Regions from separate parts of the Homo sapiens genome. Here region 1 is linked to region 2. A link is an interaction called in ENCODE POLR2A ChIA-PET data of the cell type or tissue named here. Cell type or tissue: Panc1. All regions are shown on one strand.

Region 1 (4,000 bases), 97 kb after region 2:
TCTTTGTCCTCATAAATGTTCTTTTCTAGTGGGGAAGACCATGAACGCATAAGGGGCCATTGTAATATACTGCAGTGGTTCTCACATGTGAATGTGCATCAAAATCACATGGAAAGTTTGTTAATACCCCTAGAGTGTTTGATTAGTTGGTCTGGAGTAGGGCACAAGAAAGTGCCTTTCTATCAAATTCTCATTCCCAGGTGACATTGGACCACTTTCTGAGAACCCCTCGCTCAGTGGTTAATGCTGAAGAAAGTTTGTTTTCTAATAAAGTAAAAGGAAAGAAGATAAATCCAATGATAACTAGACAGAGGAAATAAACTGGTTGGTAATATAGAGTTTACTGGGGGCCATTTTAGGGGGGCTAAGAAGAGACTGTCTGAAGGGGTGACATTTGAGAGAAAACCAGGAGGTAAGAAGGAGGTGCTATGGGAAGAGCTAGGGAAGAATAGACCAGGCAGAGAACAAGTGCAAAGGTGGAAGGAGGAGAGGTTTGCGTGCTTGTGGGGGTTGGGGGAGCTGGGAGTGGGGTGGGGATGATTTGAGATGATGTTGGAGAGGATGCAGGAGCAAGTTCAGGTAGGGCCTTGATATAGAACAAAGAGACTGCTAAGCACTGGATTGGCATGAATTGTCTTCTTGTTTTAAAAAGATTGCTTTGACTGCCATGTGTAGGTCAAATTCAGAGGGGCAAGCATGGAAAGAGGGAGACCAAACAGAAGGCTACTGTCGTGGTCCCGGGAGAGATGGTGATGGCTTGGATTGAGGCAAGGGGTCGAGGGGTGGAGAAACAAGATAGAAGTGAGCTGGAGGAATGCACTGTTTTTGTTTCTACTGGCTTATCACCGCCTGGGGATGCTCATAATGGAGGCCCATGAAAAGCTTAAATTATATTTCCTATGTGCTGTTTTAGAAAACAGAGAAGCACAGATAACATTTTAGAAAAATAGTCATTATCAAGTTATTTAAGTGTCTGTGCCTCCACCTCCTCCATTCCCCTGAAGGTAAACCTCAGCTATCTGGAAAGCTTGGCTGTCCAGGGCAACTTGTTCTCTGAGATCTCTGATTTAGCCCTGTTAACGTGGAGTATAATCTGTGTGTGTCATTGCTTAATTGTTGGCATGTAGTGACTCAACTGGTAATTTAAATTAAAAGACTGCATATAAGCATACTATTGTTCTTCTTGGATCTCGATGGAGCTTTGAGTGGCACTTAAGTGATGGTGTCTTTGAATTAATTACTATAGCTGGGGAAGAGCTGGGAAAACACACTAGGGAAAAAATGCATAGTTGTGATGTAGGAGTGAGAGGAGTACGTTCGATGTGAGAGTGAGCCTAGAATGAACCATACCGGAGTTAGAGAATAAAGGAATAGATGCCAAGTACTCACAGATGTCTGGGGCCCCATCTACACCACTGCACCCTGCTGAGGTGTGGTCAGCTGGTAGCCCCACCTGCTCACTGATGGGGGAACTTCCCCCTGCCCTGCAGGGCTGCAGGGGGAACAGTCACATGGAGGTCCCCCCTCTTCCTGTCTCTCAGGATCCCAGCCCAGGCAATTCCACCTCAGGCAGTCTCTTTCTCACATGTTTACACACATCCTCTTCAAACCTTGTGTTTCTTTTCCTTTGCTCTTTTAAATCTTGCCCAGTCACCTCAGGAAATTCTCTCCTTTTCTTTGTTCTATTCCAGAGCCAAAATAAGGGAAAAAACTTTTTAGTCATGGTTAATATGCGTGAGATTCATGCTATGATAAACATATTGACAAATGATCTAATTACCAAATCCTGTGGCTCCTCTATTTGCAGGTTGTTTGGACAGCAGAACACTTTCTATCCTGGAAGCTTTTCTTTTAGGTTCCTCCTCCACTTCCTGATCACTCCTGTTTCCCACCTCCCCACCTCCCCTTCCTGTTTCTATTCCCTTTTTTTTTTTTGAGATGGAATCTCGTTCTGTCACCCAAGCTAGGGTGCAGTAGCGCGATCTCAGCCCACTGCAACCTCCGCCTCCAGGGTTCGTGATTCTGCTGCCTCAGCCTCTTGAGTAGCTGGGACTACAGGTACCTGCCACCATGCCCAGCTAATTTTTGTATTTTTACTAAAGATGAGGTTTCACCATGTTGGCCAGGCTGATCTTGAACTCCTGACCTCAAGTGATCTGCCCACCTCAGCCTCCCAAAGTGCTGGGATTACAGGCGTGAACCACCGTGCCTGGCCTGTTTCTATTCCTCAACTCTGGTTATATCTAGAAATGTTTTTCTCAGCCATTTTCTTTATTTTTCTCCTCTTTATCTCTAAGTGATGCCATCCACTTCTGCAGTTTTAATGCTCCGTGTTGCCCACTCCCTCACCTTTACCTCCTCTTTGGCATTTCTTCTCAATTCTAGGCTTGAAGTTACAACTCCCTGCTGGATAACATCACATGACCCAACAGATCCAACACACTTTTTCCTCCTGTTGTGTCTCCAGGTGACAGCAGCATCACTCTACCGGCTACATGGACAAAAAAACCACCATGTCATCTTCAGAGTTTGCCTTTAAGCTGCACACAGTGGTACATGCCTGTAGTTCCAGCTACTTGGGAGGCCAAAGCAGGAGGATCCCTTGAGTCCAGGAGTTTGAGTCCAGCCTGGGCAACATAGCAAGAGCCTATGTCGTAAAAAAACAAAAAAAAGAAAGAAAGAAAAGTTCACCTTTTTTTCCAACCTCTAATCAGTAACATTCAGTAACAAAGTTCTACTGGTTCTGCCCCTCAGGGGGCTCTTATCTATCTATACCTTTCTGTCCCTTGTGCTGCTGTATTGGTTCAGGATCTCATTTATCCCTCATGGTTGATCTTTCCTTCTTGACTCTGCAATCACTTTTTTATACTTCCAAGCAAGACATGTTTGTGCATTTGTTGGTGTATGCATGCCAGGCACGTAGAGCGTGCTCACAAGATACTAACATAATCCATTTTATTCCAAAAAGAGCGCAAGATAGGCCGGGCGTGGTGGCTCACGCCTGTAATCCCAGTACTTTGGGAGGCCGAGGCAGGCAGATCACTCAAGGTCAGGAATTTGAGACCAGCCTGGCCAACATGGTGAAACATCGTCTCTACTAAAAATACAAAAAAATTAGCCAGACGTGGTGGTGGATGCCTGTAATCCCAGCTCTCGGGAGGCTGGAGAAGGAGAATCACTTGAACCTGAGAGGCAGAGGTTGCAGTGAGCTGAGAACGTGCCACTGCTCTCCTGCCTGGGTGACTGCATCTCAAAAAAAGAAAAAGAAAAAAAAAAAAGAATGCAAGATAGCTTACCAAAAAATGCGTAAGATAAAATGCAAAATAAGTCGATGAGATGACCAGGAACTACTTCCACCCCCCGACTCTTGCCAAACAGGGCAAGAAAATATGAATCCAGGACAGGAATTACTGAAGCTACTCACCTAATGTATGCATTTGTAAACATCGGGTTACAATTTTGGCTGACAGAATCTTTAGCTGATAGGGAAAGAGGGTCCATTTCTGTGATTCCACGTTGTCCATAAGATAAAAAAGACAAGTTGTGAAGGAGAAACGCAGCTATTCTTGGAATGGAGGTCAGAGAGAACTTTTTTCCCAAGGGCTCTAATAAGGGAATTCGGTGTAACTTCCTGAATAGTAACTTCATTGGCATTCTTGGAATAGTCATAGCAATCAGTTTCTTGAAGCTGCTACTTCTAACATCACTCATTGTGGGCCAGGAGAAGAGTGCCAATGTGCTGTTTCAATAAAGGTAGTTGCAAAGGTGTAGGAATTGTAAAAATTGTGCCTACCCACCAGAATTTCTTTGTAAAGCAACCTTGTTTATGTTTCTTAAAAAATATTTCATACCTTCTTGCTCCATTCTCAAACTCTGTATTATATGGAGCTTCCCTGGCAACTGTAATATGAGCCTGGGTTATCTTTCTAGGTTGTTCCGAGACTGCAGCCTGTACCTGCCAATGTGCTGCCCCATAACCCAGCCATACTTGTCTACTTGC
Region 2 (4,000 bases):
GGGTATAGCACAGGTATCTTTAAGCTCTGATGATGTAACTTGCTCCCTTTAAATATTTTTTTACTTGTGAAAAAAATGTAGATCATATTATATAATATAGAGCTGCTATGAGGATTATGTAAAATGATATGTGTAAAGAGCCTCGCATGAGACCCAGCATGTAGTGAACATTCAATTAATATTAGTTCCTTTTGCTTTTTCCTATGTAAAGATGGGCTTCACCTAACATTCTGATTCTACAAAAGTGGCTTAACCATTCTTTGGAGACAAAGATAGCAGCTTTTTGCAGACAGCTTAAAACCCTCAGAAACCCAGGGTGAACACCAACCAAAAATAAAATAAGTTAAAATAAGTTAAAGCCAGTGTGAAAATTGTAAACATAGACTGAGTTATTTTCTTTACAAAGCCTGTAGAAAATATGTTAAATGCGGAAATGAAAAAGAAGATGAGAAGCTGTCACAACTCAGACAACTTCTGTGGAGTCTCTGTCCCTCAATGTGTCCATCTTCCTTACAGGTACAAAAATAATGAAAACAAAGAATATAGTAAAGGGCTCAGAGCTCTTCCTCTCAACACTCATTATTCTGACATGAAAGCAGCTATTTGTAAAGTAATGCCTAGAATTCCCGTTGCTTTATAATTAGAATGAATAACATTCTGTTATCCTCCTTTTATTGAAAATCAAGGGGAAATCAAATTTTGAGCAGCAGCTATTAGGATGGAAATGCTTAATCTCCAAAGGATTTATAATATCGTCTCTTATTTCACAGTACTGGCAGCTGAAGGCAACCTATATCCAAATTAAAAGAAGACAAACAACATACATAATAATCGGATGAACTACCCAACAAAGAAAATGTTCTCACATTGGTTCATTTCTAATCATTTTCTTGAGGCTTTGAAATGGTCCTCAACTTACCAGAAACAGCAAGCCTTCCACATTTGGAACACGACAAGGTAAGCTAGACTACGTAGCTAGCTAACGAAGAATAGTTAAGTAAATGATACTGACAATAGCTTGCATTTGTAGAAATAAAGCACTTTCCTATCCCATTATCTCATTTGATCCTCAATAGCTGTGTGACACTGGCAAGGCAGGTGTTTCTTATTATCTCCATTTTACTCCTGAGGAAACTGAGGCTCAGCAGGTTATACAGTAGATAGTAAAGCTAGAAGTAGGAATGAGAATAGGATGGGAAAGGGGAAATGTTGACTCTCTCAATGGGAAGGAAAGGATGGGCAACAATGATATCAGAATGCCAAGATGGGGACGGGGCAGTATATAATAAATGCAATTTTCTGGTCAGCTGTGGTGGCTCACGCCTGTAATCCCAGCACTTTGGGAGGCCGGGGCAGGTGGATCACTTGAGGTCAGGAGTTCCAGACCAGCCCGGCCAACATGGTGAAAACCCGTCTTTACTAAAAATACAAAAAAATTAGCCAGGCATGGTGGCAGGCCCCCTGTAGTCCCAGCTACTTGGGAGACTGAGGCAGGAGAATTGCTTGAACCCAGGAGGCAGAGGTTGCAGTGAGCTGAAATCATGCCACTGCCACTCCAGCCTGGGCAACAGAGCAAGACTCCATCTCAAAAACAAATAAATAAATAAATGCAATTTTTTAGCAGAGCAGGAGTAGATAAGACAGCAGTGACCCTCTCTGCGTGCATGCAATCTTGTGTTCCTGGGCTTGAGCCTGGCATGATTTGCAGCTGGGTATAAGAACACAAGCAATGTGATTCATTCTGGCACTATTTAAACTTTAAGTACGTCTCAGATGTAAAAACAAAGGAGAATATGCCACCAACCTGGTTCATTTGGGTGAATATAAAAAGGAGATTACTCAAAGCTTTAAAAAAAATTTTTTTAATGGGCTGTGTTTCTACCCCACCCTTAGGGAGTGCTGGCTAGGAAGACTTATGTATTGTGTTAGTTAGCATGAAAGGTGGGGAAAAACAGAGTAGGGCAACCCAAAGTCAAAATCAACAACCTTTATGAATCTGAGCCATGGACTCTTTGCCTAAAGGGGATGAGGGAGGAACCAAGTTTCCACCCTCTTAATGCGGAAAAGAGAGCAATTGTTGATAGAAAAAGGAAAATATTTTCCTCTCCTCCCCTCCCCAGAAAAAGCATGATTAAATAACAAAGGTTGCTGCCCCAAATCCCCATATCCTAATTAGAAAGTAAAAATGGTGGGCTTTTAAAAAATTATACAGAATTCGTATATAAGACAACAACAGAGTAGGGTGTCTCCCTCCAACCTTGGGTCTAGTGTAATTACACACAGTAATTAACAACGAATTTGTAACCAGTCCTGTTGGCTCTGTTCAGGTGCCAAGTGTGGTAGTCCAGTGGATCATCAGCTATGGGTGCAGAACCCTAATCTAAAGGCACTGAAACCTCTAGGTGATGAGTGATGGATTCCAAACGATTGCATAGACTTGAGGGAAAAGAATAAGGCTTTGGGACTGAAAAAGAGACAGACACCTGGGTTACTTTCTTGGTGCCAAATGTCATCCCTCTGGTCCACAGACCTCTTTTGGACAGAATCAAATGCAAGTCCAGCACATGCAGCAAAGCACAGACTCAGCCCAGCACTTAACTCTCTGCCAGCCTGAGATTAGGCCTGAGGACATCGGGCTCAGCCAGAAGAGGAGGAGTGCCAGAAAGCTTGAATTTGGCCTGCCATCCTGTGTTTGCTGGGACTTGTAGCATCAGTATTGGTGCTGGATGGCAAATTCCTGTAGGCCTGGCTATGTGTGAGGCTGAACAGAATTATCTCCTTAATGAAGGCTTTGGGTAATGGATTATGGTCCCATTGTGATCAAACCATTTCACCTATTCCCACACATAGGGATCATATCACCATCAATGAAACCAGGCCAGCCTTAAATTAAAATATAGACCAAATCTACCCTTGGCCTGCTCAGAGCTGGGTGACTTTATCCACCTCTCTTCTCTCAACATGCTCCACCTTCCCTGCCTTCCTCCTACCCTCCATGCTAGCAAGGCCCAAACCCTCTTTGCTGCCTCTGCCTATCCAAGGATCTCTCTCAGTAAACTGGTTATCTGAAGTGAGGTCTTGCCCCACTCCAACAGACATTCATTGAGTCTTAACTATGGGACAGACAATATGCTATGTACAAAAAATACAAATATATATTTTTTAAAAATGTGCTCCTCAGCCTTGATGAGAAGAGCCATATAATTCACTCAAAAATAAGTACTGAGCCTTCTGCTGTGGGCAGGACATAGTGCTGGGCATGTCAGAGGGCACAGAGACTAAGAATACACATTCTCTCACTCCAGGAATTCGTTGAAATCAAGAAAAGACTTAGAGGCAAGAGAAGAAGAGCTGTGTAGTGGAAAGAACCATAATGTATTGCCCAGTTAGTGTAAAAGCTTCTAATTGCTCTCCTTGCTTCTACTTTTGTCTCCTGTAATAATAATAGCAATAATAATTAGTATAATACAAATCCATGCGCCATCCAGGAGCCAGAGTTTTCTTTGTAATACATAAATCAGATCATGCTACGTCTAGCTTAAAACCTCCCAAAGGCTTCCTTCAGTGCATAAAATAGCATCCAAACTCCTTCACTGTGACTGACAAGGCACTGTATGACTGGTCCCTATCTGCTTCTCCATCTTACCCACTTCAGACACATTGGCCGCTTTTCTGTCTCTCAGATATTCCTGCCTCCAAGCTTTTATCTTTGTAGTACCCTCTAACTAAAAATGATTTTCTTCCAGATTTTTGTTTGGCTGGCCTCATTTCATCATTCAGGACTCAGTTCAAATGCCCCTTCTTCAGAGACGCTTTCACTGACAAGCTTGTCTAAGAAACTCCTCCTCAGTCACTCTATGGCTATTTTCTTTTCTTCATGACACATGTTGCTATCAGAAGCTATCTTCATTTTTTTGTTGTTGTTTGTGGTTTTCGTCTGTTCGTTTAATGGAAAACTCAAACTTAACAAATCCAAAATTCAAACTACTGATCTCTGCTT

Evidence for each region. Peaks named below come from ENCODE experiments on the same cell type or tissue, not always from the same donor. Only the 100,000 strongest peaks of a DNase experiment are listed, where the experiment ranks them.
Region 1: POLR2A ChIA-PET joins it to region 2 with 6 read pairs; 2 of 35 experiments call an interaction of 5 or more read pairs at or near these places.

The regions. Positions count from the first base shown.
Region 1 is chr11:27,427,418-27,431,417 of GRCh38, reverse strand. The region is part of intron 1 of LGR4 (leucine rich repeat containing G protein-coupled receptor 4); the gene reads left to right. Among named protein-coding and RNA genes, the nearest start is that of LGR4-AS1, 42 kb to the left of the region's middle. In Panc1, no CTCF peak of the experiment used is centred here; no DNase peak of the experiment used is centred here; H3K4me3 peaks cover 637 bases; H3K27ac peaks cover 1,350 bases.
Region 2 is chr11:27,524,648-27,528,647 of GRCh38, reverse strand. The region is part of intron 1 of BDNF-AS (BDNF antisense RNA); the gene reads right to left. Among named protein-coding and RNA genes, the nearest start is that of MIR8087, 12 kb to the right of the region's middle. In Panc1, no CTCF peak of the experiment used is centred here; no DNase peak of the experiment used is centred here.